2 separate regions of the Homo sapiens genome follow, and region 1 is linked to region 2. Evidence: read pairs that join two places in POLR2A ChIA-PET (ENCODE). Cell type or tissue: A673. All regions are shown on one strand. Each heading gives the region's core, and the rest is flanking DNA. Links, peaks and the distances in the headings are about the cores only. Region 1 overlaps LOC105370644 (a long non-coding RNA gene). Region 2 overlaps CLMN (calmin).

Region 1 (5,376 bases), core at 250-5,249, 510 kb before region 2:
GTGAATGAACAGGTGCAGGGATGGAGTCCCTGGCAGGAGGACCAGCAAGAGCAAACGCAGGGAGGCTTGGAGGCGTGCGTCTTGCTTGAAGAAGTGCACTAAGGGCAGTTAGTGTGCAAAGTATTCATGCACGGACCAGATAAGGGCCTTTTGTACTGAGAGCAGAGGCCCTACTTCATCCAGATGGCAAAAGAGAACTTTTGAAGGATTTTAAGCAGGGAGCTGACAGGGCCAGTGTTGTATTTTGAAAGATCACTCTGTTGACCAAGCAGGCAATTGGGATGGAAGGTGGCTGGTGGGAGGAGGCCTCTCTGAGCTCAGTTTTCTCACCTGAGATGTCTGAGAGTGGAAGAAGATGGCCTAGAAACTTCCTTTGGGTTCAATGTTCTGTTTTTTCCACACACAGATATAGACACTTTAGTCCTTCAGCGTGAACAGAGGTTATCAGAAACACATCACAACTGGGGGTTGAGGGGGAAAGGTTTCCAGCAAGCTGGGGTCTAAAAATACCATGATCTAACTGGGTCTGTCTGTCACCCACTACTTCAGTGGGTCTGATGCGGTGTCAAGAAGCTGTTGTCTGTATCTGTCTGCAGCCCTAGTTAAGAAAAGCCTGCAGGAAGCAATTAAGAAGGGAAGATGCCACTCACCTTGGACGGGTGTCCCGCTGAGGCACTCTGCAGTTAACAAAGTGTCTAACAAAGTGTCCAAAGGCAGAACTCGAAGTCAGACACTTTCCTGGAGTTGTCCCTGACCTTCAGAAAATGGGACCACTGTGGCCTTTGTGGAACCTACGTTCTCCTGGTAATGCCAAGGAAAGAACCCAGAAAGAAATGCTCTCTATTCCTCATCCCAGGAGCCCCATGCCCAGGAGGGTTCCGTTTTGCTCATGAGGCAAGAGCAGAGGAGACAGGGAGATTTATGAGAAAGGGACACAGTCCTTCACAGGCAAGTTCACCAGATACAGATGGCAGAAAAAGTGTTCCTGGAAGAGGAAACAGCTTAGATAATGATCTCGAGTCAGGAATCGTACTAACCTAATGCGATTGTGTTGGGACAGGTCTTGAGCGTTGCTTTTTCAGTAATTGGAGACATCTCTAATGTCAAAGGGGACAGCCTGGGAGACTGCTCAGGTCTCGATGTTATATTGACAAGACTGGCAGGACTGGTATCAATGAGGGATTTCCTAGTCCTTGCAATACTGTAAACATTCACCTATAAAACCCCCTGGGTGGCCGGGTGCGGTGGCTCACGCCTGTAATCCCAGCACTTTGGGAGGCCGAGGCAGGCGGATCATGAGGTCAGGAAATCGAGACCATCCTGGCTAACATGGTGAAACCCTGCCTCTATTAAAAATACAAAAAAAAAAAAATTAGCCGGGCGTGGTGGCGGGCGCCTGCAGTCCCAGCTACTCGAGAGACTGAGGCAGGAGAATGGCATGAACCCGGGAGGCAGAGCTTGCAGTGAGCCAAGATAGCGCCACTGCACTCCAGCCTGGGCGACAGAGCGAGAATCCGTCTCAAAAAAAAAAAAACCCTGGGCCTGCCAGTGGTTATTTGTATGTGCACATTGATTTTAAAAACTTATAAGGGTATATGCAGTTTGAAACTATGTACGTGCATTTAAAAATACGTAAGACAGTGCTGTAAATTGTTTAGGTATTTATCCTTAAACCATGAAAGTCTGGGCAGGAAGACTGTATGCCAACTTCGATACAGAGGCAACCTCTGGGGAGACGGAGGCAAAGGTTTTATAACATCTGCAACGTTTTTCGACAAAGAGAATATGCTATTAAATTACTTTTCTATGTGTGTTTTAAGTGTTTCATAATTGGGGATTAACATATGAAAATGGAAATCACTGACAGCAATAATAAAACTAGAGCTCTTTTCTGGAATCCATTCATTCGGGTGCTGGTTCATCAGGGCTCTGCCTTCTGCAAGCCCCACTCTCCAGTCTGCCTCTCCCCAACCCAGACCTGCTCTCTTTCACCCAGACCAGGTGGCACCTTAGAATCGAGTTGCTTTCTCCAGACGCCTGACCCATCACAGCCGTAGGCCTTCCTGAGTCTGATCGGTGCTACAGAGATGGGATTTGAGGCCTGCATTGCCACTGGGTTCACTCTGCCACCTCCTACACCATCCTGGCCCAGACCCTAATGTGGCCTTCTATCTGATTGCTGTTCCAGAAGTGGAGGAGGAGAAGCTGCCCCTCCCTGGTGTAGGATCACCTACTCACCGCGGGCTCAGGTCAGTTCTCCATGCCTCTCAGCCCTGCCTGCTTGGTCACCATCCCCAGTGGAAACCCCTCCAGGCACCCAGTTTTTTCTACCACCTCATGTTGCTCCCTGACCCAAATTTCCTCTGCTCTCCTACCTGCCCCCTTCCCCACTGTGCATTCCAGAATCCCAGCTGTAGAGCAGGAATGCCCTCTGCTCTCATGCTGCTAATAAAGACATATCTGAAACTGGGTAATTTATAAAGAAAAAGAGGTTTAATGGACTCACAGTTCCACGTGGCTGGGGAAGACTCACAATCCTGGTGGAAGATGAAAGGCACAGCTTACAAGGTGGCAGACAAGAGAGAGTGAGAGCCAAACAAAAGTGGAAACCCCTTATAAACCCATCAGATCTCATGAGCCTTATTCACTACCACGAGAACAGTATGGGGGAAACTGGCCCCATGATTCAATGATCTCCCACCAGGTCCCTCCCACAACACGTGGGAATTGTGGGAGCTACAATTCAAGATGAGATTTGGGTGGGGACACAGCCAAACCATATCACCTCTCTATCCTGAACCTCTCATTCAGCTCTCTTCATCCTCCCTGCTGAGGCTTGGCTGTCTTCCAAGGGTGCCACTTCCTGACAGGCTTCTTCTCACATGAGGGACAGACACAGGCTGAAATTCTTCTTAATCCCCACTGCTCCTCCTAGACCATTATTTCTTCAGCTTCACATACAAAGCCCGTTCTTTCAGGATCACATCCTCAGGCCAGATAGTCCTATGCTGTTCCTTCCTGCCGTTGTCTCCAAAACCCCAGACATTCTTCTTTATTTACAGAGCACTCTGGCACCTGAACGCTGCACTATGAATGCCTTTGAGTATTACAGGCTGCAAACCTGCCACTGGCTGAATCAGCCCTGCACACATTATTTATTTGTTTTTAAATAGGAATGTGTATTAGCCAGCTCAGGCTGCCATAACAAAATAGTCCAGATTGAGTGGCTTAAGCAAGAGATTTATTTTCTCATAGTCCTGGAGGATGTAAGTCTGAGGCCAGGGTGACAGTAGGATTGGTTTCTGCTGAGGGTGCTCTCTCTAGTTTGCAGATGGCCATCTTCTTGCTGTGTCCTCACATGGCCTTTTCTCTGTGTGCATGCAGGGGACGCAGGAATAGGAGAGGGAGAGGGAGAGGGAGAGGGAGGGGGAGGGAGAGAGAGAGAGAGAGAGAGAGAGAGAGAGAGAGAGAGAGAGAGAGAGACAGGGAAAATAAATGAGCTCTGTCTCTTCTTATAAAGATACTAATCCTATTAGATTAGGGCCCCCAACCCATGACCTTGTTTAACCTTAATTACTTCCTTAGAGGATCTATTTCCAAATAGAGACACACTGGGGGCCAGGGCTTTGCCCTGTGAATTCTGGGGGGATGCAAGCTGATATGGTTTGGCTCTGCATCCACACCCAAATCTCATCTCGAATTGTAATCCCCACACTCCCCACGTGTCGAGGGAGGGACCTGGTGGGAGGTGACTGGATCATGGGGGCAGTTTCTCCATGCTATTCTCGTGATAGTGAGTGAGTTCTCATGAGATCTGATGGTTTTATTAGAGGCTCTTCCCCCTTCACTCCCTCTCTCTTTCCTGCTGCCTTGTGAAGGAGATACTTGCTTCTCCTTCACCTGCCTCTGTGATTGTAAGTTTCTGGAGGCCTCCCCAATCATGCAGAACTGAGTCAATTAAACCTCCTTTCTTTATAAATTACCCAGTCTCAGAGAAGTTTTTTATTGCAGTATAAAAACAGACTAATACACAAGCATTCATTCCATAAAATAAGGTGGATGTTGTTGGGAGCAAGCTCCCCAAAGTCTGGCCATAAACTGGCCCCAAAACTGGCCATAAATAAAATCTCTGCAGCAATGCAACATGTCCATAATGGCCATAACGCTCAGGCTGGAAGGTTGTGGGTTTACGGGAATGAGGGCAAGGAACATCTGGCCCACCCAGGGTGGAAAACCGCTGAAAGGCATTCTTAAGCCACAAACAAAAGCCTGAGTGATCTGTGTCTTAAGGACATGCTCCTGCTGCAATTAATTCGGCCCATCCCTTCGTTTCCCTTAAGGGATACTTTTAGTTAATTTAATATCTATAGACACAATGCTAATGACTGGTTTGCTGTTAATAAATATGTGGGGAAATCTCTGTTCGGGGCTCTCAGCTCTGAAGGCTGTGAGACCCCTGATTTCCCACATCACACCTCTATACTTCTGTGTGTGTGTCTTTAATTCCTCTAGCGCCGCTGCGTTAGGGTCTCTCCCTAATGCGGACTGAGCTGGTCTCGGCAAGATGTCTTTGAGCATGCATGCCCTCTTGTTCACTACCATCCCTACCATTCCCTATTTCTTTCTCCCTTCCTACCACAGTCTCTTGCATGTCTACCATGCTGAATGATCTTCACTCTCCTCTAGCTCAGCAGCCAAGTTCAGCTGCATCCTGAGCCATGTTGTCACCCAGGACCTTTGCATCCCTGAAGCCAGTCCACAACCTTCTGGTTACTGTTTCCTAACTTTCTATCCTGCTGAACTGCGTCCATTGGATCAGGTACAAAACCAGACTTCTACATCTTGGGACAGTTTTTGAACCAAGACCCTTGATGTGGCTGTGTTCCCCAGAGGCTCTGCCACACGTGAGGAAGACAATGAATCCAGCTCACACCCCATAAGAGAGCACAGAAAGAACTGGAGTTAGAAAATGGATGCAGTCAGGGGCAAGTAACTTAGCTTTCTGGGCCTCAATGTCCCCATCTGTAAATGTGAGAATACCAATTCCTTCTTCCTAAGCTTTTTGTGTAAATTAAACTTCATGTCCATGGATACGCTTTGTAAACCGCAATCATGGAGCACAGGGAGTCAGGTGTCACCTGAGAAGCACATGTTCCTCTAATTGATACTGGAGACACCATCTCCTTCTATGGACATATTAGTCAGGGTTCTCCAGAGAAACAGAACAGGACATATATGTGTGTAAATATTATGAGGAATCAGTTCACATGCGTCCAGAGGCTGAGAAGTCCCAAGATCTACAGTTGGTAAGCTGGAGAATCAAGAGAACTGATGGTGTCATTCCAGGCTGAAGACAGGCAGGTGCAAAACCCAGGA
Region 2 (5,374 bases), core at 1-5,000:
TGCAAAGTAATAAGGTAGGTGTGTTGAATACCAAGTTGGGAATGGTGGTCATGAATCCGGACTCAGAGGGTCTGAGGTCATGATGATACTAGTGACAATGACCATAACCGACACTCACTGGGCATTTGCTGTGCCAGTCACTTGTGTGAGTTCTTCACAGGCACTAACTCATTTAATCCTCACAACAACCCCCCAAGGTGGGCACTGCCATTATCCCCATTTTCCAGAAAATTGAGGCACAACTTACAAAATGTATCCGAGGTTTCCTTTCTTCTCCCAGCCACCCCCACCTCATCTCTTTGGCTGCTCTAGGCTCTGCAAAGCCTGTCTCATGCCCTTCCAGCTGGAACATCCAGTTATGCTACCTGTGAATTCATATTCCAAGTAACGTTTAGGGCTCCATTGCCAAACTCCTGCATTGAGGTGAAGTGGGCAGATGCCTCCCGCTCCTTTTCCTGGGTCACACCGGAACCCTTTTGCTAGGTGGATGTGGCTACTTCATTCCCTCATCAGTGTCTGGATCTTTCAGGCTTGTAGGTGCCAGACCCCAGTGGGTAATAGGGTTTGGCTGTGTCCCCACCCAGATCTCATCTTGAATTGTAGTTCCCATAATCCCCACGTGCCATGGGACCAACCTGGCGGGAGGTAATTGAATCATGGGAGCAGTTACCCCCATGCTGTTCTCCTGATAGTGAGAGAGTTATCATGAGATCTGATGGTTTTATAAGGGGTCTTTTCCCCTTTGTTTGGCACTTCTCCTTGCTGCTGCCACGTGAAGAGGACGTATTTGCTTCTCCTTCACCTTCCACCATGATTGTAAGTTTCCTGAGGCCTCCTCCGCCATACTGAACTGTGAGTCAATTAAACTTATTTCCTTTATAAATTAGCCAGTCTCGGGTATGTCTTTATTAGCAGCATGAGAACAGACTAATACAGGGAGCCACATATGCGCTGGGCAGTTGGTTTGGGTGGCACAGGCTGAGCCTGGGAGCCACTGTCACTGCAGGGTGGTTAAGAGCTGTGCTCTGAGACCATGGCCTAGTTTTGCTCCTACCTCCCAGAAGAACAAGCTGCGTGGCCTTGGACACATGACTTGACTCTCTGAGGCCAACTTTCTCATCCAGAAAATGGGGAGGCTGGGCACAGTAGCTCATGCCTGAAACCCCAGTACTTTGGAGGTCAAGGCAGGAGGATTGCTTGAATCCAGGAGTTTGAGACCAGACTGGGCAACATAGGGAGACCCTGTTTCTAGAAAAAATACAAAAATTAGCCGGGCATGGTGGCACATACCTGTAGTCCCAGCTACTCGGAAGGCTGAGGTGGAAGGATCACTTGAGCCTGGAGAGGATGAGGCTGCAGTGAGCCATGATCACACCACTATACTCCAGCCTGGACAATAGAGTAAGATCCTGTCTCAAAAATAAATAAATAAATGAAATGGGAAAAAGAGTAGGCCCTACCTTGAACTTACCAAGATTGGATACGATACTGTCTCTAAAGCCCTAAGCACAGTGCCTGCCTGACACATAACAAGTGCTGCAGAAGTGGTAGCTATTTTTATTAGGCATTTCATAAATGTCACGTGGATATCTTTTGGTTGACTCTTTGCTTGTTCTAGATTATTTTTCAGGTCGCTGCTTGCTGAGTTGTCCTCTGGTCACTGGGAATGTATTTATTTTGTTGTTCTTCTGTTGAACAGAACAGCTGGCAGAGTGGTTTTCAGTAGCCAGGCCAAAAACTCAGTGAACCCCAGCGCAGGTACAGGGCTCTGAGAAAACATCAGCTCAGTGAGAGTCCCCTGGAGCCCAGCTCTGAGAATAGCTTTAATGCTTTTGAACAGGTGATGACATCGGGTTGCTGGCTGTCCAAACGATGTGGGGAGACACGTGGAGAGTTCAGATTGATTTGCCAGGATGTTTGGGAGCATTTGGGAATACAGGCGTGGACGCTGGCCCAGCCCCAGCGCCTGTCAGCCAGGCACAGCCAGGCCTTTGATGCGGGCCCTCCTGAGCCCAGAGCCAAGCTGCCGCTTGGAGGAAAAATTTCCAGGACAGGCATCTGGGGGACAAAGCTGCTCGCAGGTTGTCAGGACTCATTCCCTCTGAGTGAGGCTGATGGATACTCATAGAGGCCAGGGACGCAGAAGCCAGTGATGACTTCCAGGTTCTTGCTGCAGGGGGGCATGGGCTGTGGGGATCCCCATGTCATCTGGGGCATAACTGCCCAATGGGCAGATGAGAGGAGCGGGTGGACCTGTGGGCATCTTGGGAAGGCCAGGCTTGGAAGAGCCATCCTTCCCGACAGCAGTTGTGTGGTCTCCAGGTCGCAATGCAGAGGCACAGGTCCTCTAAAACTGGTGACTCTCACTGCTGAGAGTGACTGCTCATTCCATTCCATTCCCTGATAAGTGTATTTTCTCTGCAGGGAATATTGCAGCCTTTCTGCACTTCAGCACTATACCTGAGGGCCGTTTTAGATAGCAAGATGCCCAGGAGAAACTACAAAAATGCAAAAACCATGGCAGTAACATGACATTTGTAGCTACAAATCCATTTTAGAGAGTAGACCAGTTTACAAAGACAGAATCCGGGAATTCACCCACTCTCTGAAATGTATTTGTGTCTCCACAATCAGTGCTCGTCTTTCACGGAGGTGCGCAAAGCGGCATAAAGTCTGAGCAGCCAGACGCGCACGTTCCCAGCGGAGGTGAAACGAGGCAATGGGCCTCGGCCTTCTGCTTCAGCTCTCAAACTATAAATAAGTGTCCTTTCCACAGCTTACTTAGTGCCACTTTTTTTTTTTTTTTTGCATTTGTGTGCTTTCTCTCGGTGATCTTGCCGTTTAAAACAGCCCCCAGTCAGAGTCCGGAAGTGCAGAAAGGCTCTGACGTTCCTTGCGGAGAAAATACATGTGTTCAGTAAGCTTCGTTCAGGGATGAGTTACAGCGCTGTTGGCCATGAGTTCAGTGTTAGTGAGTCATCAATGCATATTCAATAAAGTCTCCTTAGACAGAAACACACATGAAACAAGAGTCAAGGGTATGTATTGGTTGGTTGGAAAAAATTTGTAACCAGAGGTTTGCAGGAACCTAATACTGTATTTCCACAAAAACAATGATTCAGTATTCACAAGTCAGGGTTGACCACAACTTCATAGAATATCATACTGTGAATGATGAGAATCAACTGTATTTCATTTGGACAATGGAGATAAACTGGGTTGTGTAGTCACTCAATACCTGAGTCAAAGACACTTCCACCAGGAAGCCTCCCATGGTCACACCAGCCTCCAAGGATCGTTTCCCACCCACACCAACTCACCCCACAATATGTATTGTGTTTACCATTGATTTCACATTTGACATGGACTGTAAGATATTAGTCACACTTCCCACAAGCCTTCTGTTATTGTGTGTCAAAATCACAAGCTCCCTGAAGACTAAGGATGTGTCTAAGATAACGTCTCCACTCATAGCAGGCAATATTGTAAGTGCTTGATTCTTTCAACAAACATTTTATTCAGTAATTTGTTTGTTGGATCCATTCTTTTTTTTTTTTTTAGACAGAGTCTGGCTCTGTTGCCCAGGCTGGAGTGCAGTGGCGCCATCTCGGCTCACTGAAAGCTCCGCTTTCTGGGTTCACACCATTCTCCTGCCTCAGCCTCCCGAGTAGCTGCGACTACAGGCGCCCGCCACCTCGCCCAGCTAATTTTTTTGTATTTTTAGTAGAGATGGGGTTTCACCGTGTTAGCCAGGATGGTCTCGATCTCCTGACCTCGTGATCTGCCTGCCTCGGCCTCCCAAAGTGCTGGGATTACAGGCGTGAGCCACTGCGCCTGGCTTTTTGATCCATTCTTCTAGTGAACCAATATGCAGGACAGAATGAATGAATGAATGATATGCTTACTGAACACCTGCCATGTGCCAGATGCCCACAGGAGGATGCAGAGTCGTGGGTGCTGCAATAGCAGGGAGTGGAAAGGAAGTGCCACCCCTATCTTAGGGAGGGCAGCCAGAGGAATTTGACGAGCAGGTGGAGAAGTGCAGGGAGAGAGTGCCAGACAGCAGGAACAGCGTGTGCAAAGGCCTGGAGCCCCAGGCAAGCAGGCATATTCAGGAGCCACCAAGCGCAAGGGAATAGCCGTCCAGGTGGGTGTGGGGAGAGGAAACGCAGGTGCAGCTGGCCATGCATTTTAATGCTGAAGAGTCCTGAGTGAAGAAGAACCTTTGAGGGGTTATGCATGCCATGGTTTTGAGTTTGCATGTCATTACTTTTGTGCTCAGTGAACTCAACAGCAGATGCCCATAGTTCAGAACAGGTATCTGCCCTGTGCTGGTCCCACCTGGGGGTGGGGGTGGGCCCTGTGCAAGTGATCTCCTCTCCTAGCCCCCAACCAGGCACAAAAACAGGATTCCCAAACAGATCAAGATCTCGTTTCCCTGGCCTGCTCCCAGCAGCTCTGTGGGAACTACAGCCTGTCTCGTTTCCTCCCAGATGTTTCTTGAAACTCCAGGAGGGGCCCAGGAAGAGGTGGGTGGGGGTTTCCTCCGTGTCCTCATAAAGTGCACATTCTGGTAACCCGGAGGTTTGTCCACGCACATTTCCTTCTCCGTTCTGGTGCCCAAGGTCAGGCCTGGTGAGTGGGGAGCCAGTGGACGGCCAGGGTCCAGCCTGCTGTCAGCTCTGTCGCATCTCCCAACCAAACATATGTGTTTACCCCTCCATTCCCACTGACATTGGGGAAGAGCAGTGGTTGTCTATACCTCTGACACTAGGAGGCCGGCCCACTGCTTTCCTAGCCCTGCTGGCCGGCACAGCTCTCCGCTCCAGCCTGCCATGCAGCACCAACTCCCTGAGTGCACACCCCACTTCACACACACAGATGCACATAGCACACCACAGCACACATAAACACACAACACATATCACACATACATACAAACACATTCTCCACACACCACACCACACAAACACACACAACACATATCACACATACATACAAACACACTCTCCACGCACACACACCACACACCATACACACAAACACATACTCCATTCACTCACAAACCACACATATACACATATCCTCCACATACACACACACCCTCCACACACACACCACAGATACATACACATACCACACACACACCACAGATACATACACATACCACACACAAACACACCTTCCACATACAACCACACCACACATACACACCCTCCACACACACACCACAGATACATACACATACCACACACACACCACAGATACATACACATACCACACACAAACACACCCTCCACACACAACCACACACCACACATATACACATATCTCCACATACACACACCCTCCACACACACACCACACACCACAC

Evidence for each region. ChIA-PET counts read pairs that join two places held together with the same protein. Peaks named below come from ENCODE experiments on the same cell type or tissue, not always from the same donor. Only the 100,000 strongest peaks of a DNase experiment are listed, where the experiment ranks them.
Region 1: POLR2A ChIA-PET joins it to region 2 with 18 read pairs; 2 of 35 experiments call an interaction of 5 or more read pairs at or near these places.

Annotation. Positions count from the first base shown.
Region 1 is chr14:95,768,473-95,773,848 of GRCh38, reverse strand. LOC105370644 (a long non-coding RNA gene) reads left to right here. Exons shown (of 3, transcript XR_944178.2): 3 at 1,997-2,278. Among named protein-coding and RNA genes, the nearest start is that of TCL1A, 57 kb to the right of the region's middle. RefSeq lists a silencer at 2,749-2,932. In A673, for the core only: no CTCF peak of the experiment used is centred there; a DNase peak (open chromatin) is centred at 2,868.
Region 2 is chr14:95,258,626-95,263,999 of GRCh38, reverse strand. All of the region lies in intron 1 of CLMN (calmin), which reads left to right. Among named protein-coding and RNA genes, the nearest start is that of CLMN, 59 kb to the left of the region's middle. RefSeq lists enhancers at 2,083-2,709, 3,911-4,581, 4,531-4,600, 4,582-5,253. In A673, for the core only: no CTCF peak of the experiment used is centred there; DNase peaks (open chromatin) are centred at 2,919 and 4,499; H3K4me3 peaks cover 1,200 bases; H3K27ac peaks cover 4,280 bases.